Linked DNA regions of Homo sapiens: region 2 is linked to region 1. A link is a contact called in ENCODE Hi-C or POLR2A ChIA-PET data. All regions are on one chromosome and are shown on one strand. The core of a region is the stretch at or near the end of the contact, and the rest is flanking DNA. Distances in the headings are between cores, read along the strand shown. Region 1 holds the start of PSMC1 (proteasome 26S subunit, ATPase 1). Region 2 overlaps NRDE2 (NRDE-2, necessary for RNA interference, domain containing).

Region 1 (4,591 bases), core at 2,066-4,565:
AATGTGTTTGAAGATCACTGTACCACTCTACGAAGAGATTGTAAATTTTGAATGGGATACGGGACCATCTAATATATGCACAGAATGAGTGTGCCAATGGCAATTTGTATATTAACAAGAAATACTAATAAGGCCAGGCGCGGTGGCTCACACCTGTCATCCCAGCACTTTGGGAGGCCAAGGTGGGTGGATCACTTGAGGTCAGGAGTTGGAGACCAGCCTGGCCAGCATGGTGAAACCGCGTCTCTGCTAAAAATACAAAAATTAGCTGGGCATGGGGACGGGTGCCTGTAATCCCAGCTACTTGGGAGGCTGAGGCAGGAGAATCGCTTGAACCTGGGGGGTGGAGGTTACAATGAGCCAAGATTCTGTCACTGCACTCCAGTCTGGGTAACAGCATGAGACCTTGTCTCAAAATAATAATAATAATCAGAGTAGCTGATACCTAGAGTAATTGTCCTATGCCAAGTGCAATTCTCAGCATTTTACTTTAGTCCTCAAACAATGGCACCATGAAGGAGGAACTATAAAGGTCCCTATTTCACAGACGACAGAACTGAGACACAACAACACAGCTCACTGGTGACAAGGCTGGAAACGAGACCTGGCGTTAACCCCTTGGCTGTTTGATTAGTAATTATTCTTATTTTTTAAATAAAAAGTCATTCTGATGGCTTCTTCCAACACACGAATGGGCCCCTGGGCCACCAGGGTGTGGCTGCCCTGCTTTGCAGACCAGTGTTCTGGAGTTCCGGCTCTAAAAATGTGGTGTATGAGTCACCCAGCCTCAGAATCCCTTGGGGTATCTGTTAAAATGCAGGTGTCTGGGCCCTGCCATGGGCCTATAGAATCACAGTCTCTGGCGGATGGCACCAGAGTCTGCATTTTGTCAGCATCTGGGCTGGTTCTGATGTGCTTGAGGTTGCAGGGGGGCTGCTGAACAGGATGCACGCTCGCCTCTGGCACCTGCCCTCTGTCCACCCCGGCCCCGCCCCCTCTGTCCACCCTAGCATGAGCCCTCCGTCCACGTTTGGACACCTTCCTACCTCAGCCTCCATTCCATCTACTTTTGGCAAAAATCTCTTAAGAATCAAAAAACAAGAGTTTTATCCTCTCCGTATCCTCAGCCGGCAAGGTAGATAATTATCCCGTTATACAGATGAGAAAATGAGGATGACTTGCTGATGTCACACAGCTAGAGCAGAGCCTCCGGAGAGGAAACCTGTTGGTATCTTGATTTTAGCCCTGTGAGACCCAAGTTGAACTTCTAACCCAGAGACCTTCTAGCTTTGAGCACTACATTTATGGTCACTTTCTTTTTTTTTCTTTTTGAGATGGATTTTCCTTCTTTTCGCCCCGGCTGGAGTGCAATGGCGCAATCTCGGCTAACTGCAACCTCCGCCTCCCAGGTTCAAGCGATTGTCCCGTTTCAGCCTCCCGAGTACCTGAGATTACAGGCATCTGCCACCACTCCCAGCTAATTTTTGTATTTTCAGTAGACATGAGGTTTCACCATATTGGTCAGGTTGGTCTTGAACTCCTGAACTCAGGTGATCCACCCGCCTCGGCCTCCCAAAGTGCTGGGATTACAGGCGTGAGCCACGGCGCCCAGCCCCTGTGCATCTCTTTTGCCCTATGGCTGACTCTCAATCCTCCCCACCCGGTTGACAGTCATCTCTGCAACTCTCCCTCTTTTCCACTTGCAACTTCCAACCTCCCCAAGTGCTGAGCACTCCAAGTAGTCTTTCTAATCCTCTCCCTGCTTTCTCTTAGCTGTCCATTATGTAGATAAACTTAAATTTTCTGCTTACTTTATGTCACTTCCTACAGCCACAATAGGAAAGTCTGATGCCAACGTTGGCTACTCTCTTCATTACTGGGTTCTATTGACTCGCCTTTAACCGCTGAGCTTCCACTGGGAGTTATGTGCCTGTTTCTGACTTCTTCACTATATGGTGTCTCTAATCTCCATCCTCTGCAGCTTCTACTGCAGGGCCTCTGCCCTGGCTGTTCCCTCTACCTAGAAAGCTCTTCCACCAGATATCTGAATAGCTTACTCCTTCATGCCTTACGGGCTTTTGCTCAAGTATCATCCAATTTAAAGTTAAAATCACCCACCACTGCTGCATGCTCCTAATCCTAGGCATTTTTCCTAGGCATTAATTTTTCCTATGGCATTTACCACTATGTGGCATACTATATATTTTACTATTTACTTGTTTCTTGTAAAATGCATTAGGGAAAGGATATTTATTTTGTTTTTTAAATTTTTATTAATTTTTTTTTTTGAGACAGAGTCTCGCTCTGTCACCTAGACTGGAGTGCAGGGGCGTGATCTCACTGCAACCGTCGCCTCCCAGGTTCGAGAGATTCTCATGACTCGACCTCCCAAGCAGCTGGGATTACAGATGCCCACGATGATGCCCGACTAATTTTTGTATTTTTAGTAGAGATGGGAGTTTCACCATCTCTATCCTATGTGTGATACTGTCCTATCGTGTGATTTCATGTGTCATGTACACTAGATGCCAGATTTGTTAACAGAGGTCGATAGTGCTAAGACTTTCTATTACCGTGTTGCAGTGATGATGAAAAGGAAGAAGTATACCTGTTGTGTGTTCATAAGGGAAATATTTTTAGTGTTTCACAACTAAAATCCCTAAATCAATCTGGAGCAGAAAAAAAATCATCCATTTCTCCAGTTCAGAAAGATGCAGTATTTTGAGCACTTGTTAATGAAATTTCCAGAAACAGAAGGGATTGTTGCCATTTTTCTGATGTCCTGGAGGGTGTAACAAATGAGGAACTTTACCAATCAGCTTCAAGATGAGGAATTTAAGACATTTGGCATCATCACAAGTCACAGGTCATCAGAAAAAGACAGGTTTAGAAGACTCGTTACACACATACTCCCAGATGTGCAGGTTAAATTCCAGAAGCTGAATAATAACTGAAATATTTGTGCAAATGTATATGTCAACTTCCCAGTTCCAAATACCATTCCAGTTTTTAGAACCATAAAGTTCTTCCCAGTTATAAATTTTGCATAATTTAAATATTTTATATTTTCACGATTGTCCTAATTCTTTGACAGTAGGGGTCATTGTCTTAAGTTGTTGACAAGCGCCTCATAACGGGTATTCAAAAATTTCTTTCAAGTAAAATATTTATAAAGTTCACTTTATGCTTATAAACTGCTGCGTTGCCCTAGACCGCCCGCACAAGCCCTTGGAGCACAACTTGGTCAGCGCAGAATTTGGTTCCTATCAGCTTCCGTAGCGTCCCTAACGACTTCCGCCTCTGGCGGGCCGCAGTGGTGGAGGAACTTCCGGCAGCGGCAGCTCAAGTGGCCAAGGCAAGATGGTGAGTGACTAAGGGTTTCTTTCCGCTGGTCGTCGCGGTGCGATGGGGTCTCAGCAGCCTGAGGCGAGAGAAAGAGGCGGCTGCCCGAGGAACTGGGACAGCCCTCTTCTCCTTTTGCCGGCCTGATCTTCTCGGCGGGTGGAGGCTCCCAGAGACCGCGCTCATGTCCACCGCGGGCCGGGGCCGACCAACGGGCCTTGCCCGGGGATCCTGGGGCCGGGGCTCAGAGCAGAGAGAGGGTCTCCTGCGTGGTCTTGTGGGGCGGCAGAACGGATCAGGCCGCTGGCTTTGCTGCTCCGCCGACCAGGGCTTTGCTGATCGGCGCTGGGAGTTTCGGGGGCGCCTCCTCGAGTCACCGGGAAAAATGCTTTTTGAGTCGGGCAGGTGAAGGGTGCTGGAGAAGAGGGTGGGATTCATTCCACCTGAGGAGTTGAGCGCGGAGTCGTGGAAGGCCTTTCGGAGCTGGGGGCATTTGAAGGAGGCCTTAAAGACGTTGTTATGACAGGCGGAGCTAAGACGGAAAGGGCCCGTGGTGCAGTAGTAATAATAAAAACAGCTAGCATTTATTCATCAATTCACTAAACAAGTATTTACTGAGCACTTGGTGTTTTGTTGTTGTTGTTAAACTTTTGGCTAGCTTCTGTTGTAGACACTGAGGATTGATTGAAGTCCCTGCCTTCATAGTGCGTACATTCTAGAGCAGAAGGCAGACAATCATCAGAAATATGTAATATGATGTCAGGGGTGGGGTGGTCATTGTTGTATGGTTATTGTATAGAAAGGGATAGCTTGGAGGAGTGGCTGCTTTTTATAGAGTCAGCGAAGGTAGCTCTGAGGAGGTGAAATTTGAGCGGACCGAAATTGAGGGAGTAACCCCTGCAGATGTCTGAGGGAAATGTGGTCAAGGCAGAAGATACAGCAAGTGCAAAGGACCTGAGATGGGAATGTTTAACCTGTATCATGAACGGCAAGAAGGCCAGATCTCATAGAGGTCTTTTTTATTTTAATTTTAATTTTTATTTTTTTGAGACGGAGTCTTGGTCTGTCGTCCAGGCTGGAGTGCAGTGGCGCGATCTCCGCCTCCCGGGTTCAAGCGATTCTCCTGCCTTAGCCTTCCAAGTAGCTGCGACTATAGGCGCCCGCCACTACGCCCGGCTAATTTTTGTATTTTTGTAGAGACGGCGTTTCACTCTGTTGGCCAGGCTGGTCCTGAACTCCTGACCTTATG
Region 2 (4,572 bases), core at 839-3,338, 43 kb after region 1:
CAAAGTATCTGTTGGTCTGTACACTGACAGGATAACAAAAAGACTGTCTGAAATACACACTAAAAAAGAATGGGGTCGGGCGTGGTGGCTCACACCTGTAATCCCAGCACTTTGGGAGGCTGAGGCAGGCAGATCGCTGGAGGTCAGGTGTTTGAGACCAGAGAGACCAGCCTGGCCAACATGGCGACCCTATCTCTACCAAAAATACAAAAATTAGCTGGGCATGGTGGCAGAAGCCTGTAATCCCAGCTACTCAGGAGCCTGACGCATGAGAATTGCTTGAACCCAGGAGGCAGAGGTTGCAGTGAGCTGAGATCCTGCCACTGCACTCCAGCCTGGGTGACAGAGCGAGATTCTGTCTCAAAAAAAAAAAAAAAAAAAGAATGAGGATTGGGGCAGTTATTAACAAGATTCCTTCTTCAGTTGCAGCCTATAAAAGGAAAAAGGGAAATTACAGAAACTTTCAAATCCTCAAAGCATTATGTACTGAAGGAATAAGTCCACTGCTTTAAAACTTCTAAGGGGAACCCATGACATCTACTTAACATTTTTGACATTTTGATGTTTGTGCAATATTCTGAAGCTACTGATAAATAGCTTAAGCAGATAAATAATCATGAGGATGTAAAAACAAATTCCAGAAGAAACAGAAGTACACGTCTTCAATGAGAGGTGACTTACCTGGGTTGATGACCACCCAGCCACCTCGTTCCTGCTGGTGCATCCACGCCTTCCAGCCTCGGGCTCCCTTCTCCCCAGCCCGGGGCTCTCCACTGTCCCAAAAGGGTTCAAAGAATTCCACCTGTTCAGATTTTAGAATGGACGTTAGACCTCACTTGTATAAAACTGCTGAGTCAGTGGGCAAAATCCGCGCTGGTGGATATAAGAGAAGCTTATGATCCTTGAAATCATGTTTGCCATCAGTCTTTGAAGTAGATACATGCTACACACCCCAAGATAGAAAAAAGATCTATCTAGCGTGGCAGGCAGCTTCCAAGATAGCCCCCATGACCCTACCTCTGCCTTGTGGTTTTCACACTCGCATGTGAGCTGGACCTAGTGATTCCAACACACAAAATATGGCAAAAGTGATGGGGGGTCACTCCCGGGATTAGGTTACAAAAAGACCAGCTGAGGTTCAGCAAGAAGGGTCTCCAGATGGGTAGGAAGGGAGTAGTTTCCTAGTTCTTATCCTGCCAGGCCAGTCTAACCAGGGACAGTGGCACTGCCAGTTCACCTAGTATCACTGGACCCCCGAGCTAATTCCTAAAGTCATGCCGCTTTCAAGATATTTTGAGAGGAAGGTTCCAACAAGACAGACCATGAGCTACGTGACACAACCATATCTTAAGTAACTATATATTCCTAACACCTGGCACAATACTTACTGCCTAGCAGGGACTCAATAAACGCTTGTTGGCACAGATCTGAACAAGGCAGGCGACCAGGGAGTAAAAAGGTCTGCATTTTTTATTTTTATTTTTGAGACAGAGTCTCGCTCTTGTTGCCCAGGCTGGAGTGCAGTGGTGTGATCTTGGCTCACTGCAACCTCCACCTCCCCGGGCTCAAGCAATTCTCCTACCTCAGCCTCCCGAGTAGCTGGGATTACAGGCATGAGCCACCACACCCAGCTAATTTTGTGTTTTTTTAGTAGAAACAGGGTTTCTCCACGTTGGTCAGGCTGGTCTCCAACTCCTGACCTCAGGTGCTCTGCCCACCTTAGCCTCCCAAAGTGCTGGGATTACAAGCCTAAACCACCGCGCCCAGCCTAAAGGTCTGCATTTTAAAGCCTGGCCCCATTAGCACCTCCCTCATTCATTCGAGCATTAGGTGTGTGGTAAGCAGCTCACTGGCAATAAATCTTTCCCTATGGAACAGAATGTGAACACAGCAATGAACAGAAACGTGATCATGTTATCAACTGGAAACAGGACTGTGAAAGTGAGCCAATAACCTACTCAGTGAAAGCTTTTGTAAGAAACCTTTTGAAGAGGACAAGCAGGCTTCCAGTGGGCACAGCATGGGCCATGAGCCACAGGATTATCTAGCCTGAGCCCTGGGCAATGCCACACACGCCTGGAGGAGTATTGCCTCCAGGAGAGTCACGTCAGGGCAGGGCAAACGTCCTGACACGTCAGTCATCCTCAGAAAGGGGAACCAGGACGACTACGCTCCCTCTTTAGAGGTCTGGCTCTTGTAAGAGTGAAGAAAGAAAGTTTACTTAAGAAAAAAAATTTTTTTTAAATAGTGTGATAAATGAGTATAATCTATTTGTTTATTCCACAGAAACGCAGACCAGTAATATCAGACCTGCCTGTGTTAAATCACGCTACTGTGTTCACGGTAACAACGTCTCTCAGTTATAAAAGCAATATGGAATATTAGTAAATAAGAAACTTTATTCCAAAGTTGTCATGTAAATGCTTTGGAATCACATGTGCTATTCGTGTTTAAAACCTCAAGCACGAGGATCGGGGTCTCCCAACACTTTAGAGCAGTGGTCTTCGATGGGTCACATTTGTAGGCAGAACCCTCCACCCATCACTCTGTTCTTATCACAGAGGGTCTTAGGAAAGGGGCAGGGGGAGGGGGTGAGAGAAATTCTGATCCTGACCCACAAGGTTCCTTAGAGTCAGCTGAGAATCACTTCTGTAGTACAGCCTATTCTTAAAATCTCACAGCATGTCTTAAAATTACTCTGTTATATGGTTTATTAATGATTGATTATAGCAATTTAACTGGTATAATTCTTTAATCCAATTTTTTCTAGAGGTAGCATCATGATAAAAATGGTCTTTACTGGCAATTCATGAAACTCCCACATGACGGAGGCCTTGGCCTCTCAAGAAACACTTTTGAATGTTCACCATAAACTCATATATTCTATTTATCTTCCACTAGACATCTTTACAGAGTAGAAAACTGAGTTTTATTTAGTGGAAAAAGGGAAAAGATACATTTTCTTATATACATAGCTCTATAAAAATTCTTTATTTCTTCACTTATCTTCATTTATCTCAAACATTGGCAATGCTCGCTTGTCATCTAAAGGATTAACCCTTCCCCAATAAGGATCACTGTTGACAAGGTATCTCTGTGTAATTTCATTTGCAACTCTAGCGAAGATTGTGGGTACTTAGAAGGTTAACTGAGGAAGTGATGCAAGACCCAAACTAGAATGTGTAAGGGTGGAAGAGAGTAATACAAGGTTTAAAATGGCATGACAACTGTTTCCCTGACTAGGGGAGCCAATCAGCATTTAAACAAAGGCAGAAAGGGGATGGGGGGGAGGAGGGGAGGGGAGGAGGAAGGGGAGGGGAAGGGGGCAGGGAAAGGAAAAGGAAAGGAGGAACACAGGCAGGCAGGCAGGCAGGCAGGGTGGGAGGGTGAGTCCTCAGAGAGCCTTTATGTTGTGAAGGAGGGGGAAGCTTCTTTACCTATCCACATCTCACCATTTTCATTACAAAACTTTCCTCAGATCACTGGACTATTTCTGAGAATTCCTCCTCAGCAGACTGATATAAAGGAGGATATGATATTTTAAAAACACTACCACACCACCTCTCATTATCCACACCACCTCTCATTATCCACACCTTCCCCCTCTCCCTCCAGAGAAAGAGCCAGGAAGAGAGAGATGAGGCGAGCAGAGCTGGGTACCTGTCCTTTGGTAGGCAGATCTTTCACGCTGTCGGGTTTGAAGAAGGTGAAGTCCACCATGGCCTGGAACAATGAGATGGCCTTCTCAGAGTGGCCAGCCTGCCGCAGAAAGTGGCACTGCTGAAGAAAGAGTGCTGCGAACAGGAGGGCAAAGGGGAAGAAGCCTGGTTGATACCGTTAAAGGGAAAGAACCTAACTTCTCAAAACAGGCAATTAACACATTGAGAACACCTTTCACCTGCAATCACTATTAATTTACAAAGCTGTGATACATGTCTTGATTTAAAGCGTCTCACACAGTATTATAATCCAAGTATGTTTGTTCTAATTTTTGTATGAAAGCATCACAGAACACAAATATTAACAACAAAAACTATATATAGTACATAAAAATAAGTCAAGAGGTTGGTCTGAATGCTATCAAATAATCACAGCTCATTATCACAAGAAAAATTATAGAAAAAGGATGGCGTAGCAGATTTTTATCAGAAAGCAAAGAGCTGTATTCAGTTGATCACTAGATGGCATTACTCACCAGCAACTTTCATCCTATGTTCAGAGTCGGCTGTAAACAAATCAAGGTTCCATGTCTGAACATTCCAGTTCATCTTACTTTTGGTACAATTCCAGCTACTAAATAACACTAAGCTATTTGTGTAGATCACATACAGTGACAAATTCAAGACTCTGTGTCAGTGTGATAAATGCTTATATTTTGAGAGCAATGTATTTCTATCTTTAGATGCCAACAGTAATTAATACTCAATAACAGGGGTTGTGATCAAATAAATGCCTGCTCTGTGCCGGACACTGAGCTAGACTCGCCATGGATTATCTCGTTTACTGTGCAACACAGTCCTGTAAAGCAGGTTTATAGTATTGTTGCTGATGGAGAAACTGGGGCTCAAAGAG

The links. A loop is a pair of places that touch in the nucleus more often than their neighbours do. ChIA-PET counts read pairs that join two places held with the same protein, here RNA polymerase II (POLR2A). Pooled maps may share reads with other maps.
Region 2: a map of ascending aorta shows a loop between it and region 1 (2.1-fold over the local background). The contact joins the enhancer-like site here to the promoter of PSMC1 in region 1. A Hi-C loop is called at or near these places in 1 of 168 maps with a recorded cell type or tissue (ascending aorta) and 3 of 50 pooled maps. POLR2A ChIA-PET finds 5 or more read pairs at or near these places in 7 of 52 experiments (B cell, H1, WTC11 and 3 more).

What each region holds. Positions count from the first base shown.
Region 1 is chr14:90,253,238-90,257,828 of GRCh38, forward strand. It overlaps PSMC1 (proteasome 26S subunit, ATPase 1), which reads left to right and starts at 3,316. Exons shown (of 11, transcript NM_002802.3): 1 at 3,316-3,363. The coding sequence starts at 3,361. RefSeq lists enhancers at 2,962-3,491, 3,367-3,606, 3,492-4,019.
Region 2 is chr14:90,297,579-90,302,150 of GRCh38, forward strand. It overlaps NRDE2 (NRDE-2, necessary for RNA interference, domain containing), which reads right to left. Exons shown (of 14, transcript NM_017970.4): 7 at 3,661-3,794; 8 at 682-802. Among named protein-coding and RNA genes, the nearest start is that of NRDE2, 32 kb to the right of the region's middle. Within about 2 kb of position 2,089, at least 7 of the 41 ENCODE cell types and tissues checked have a DNase peak (open chromatin) inside an H3K27ac peak, as active enhancers do.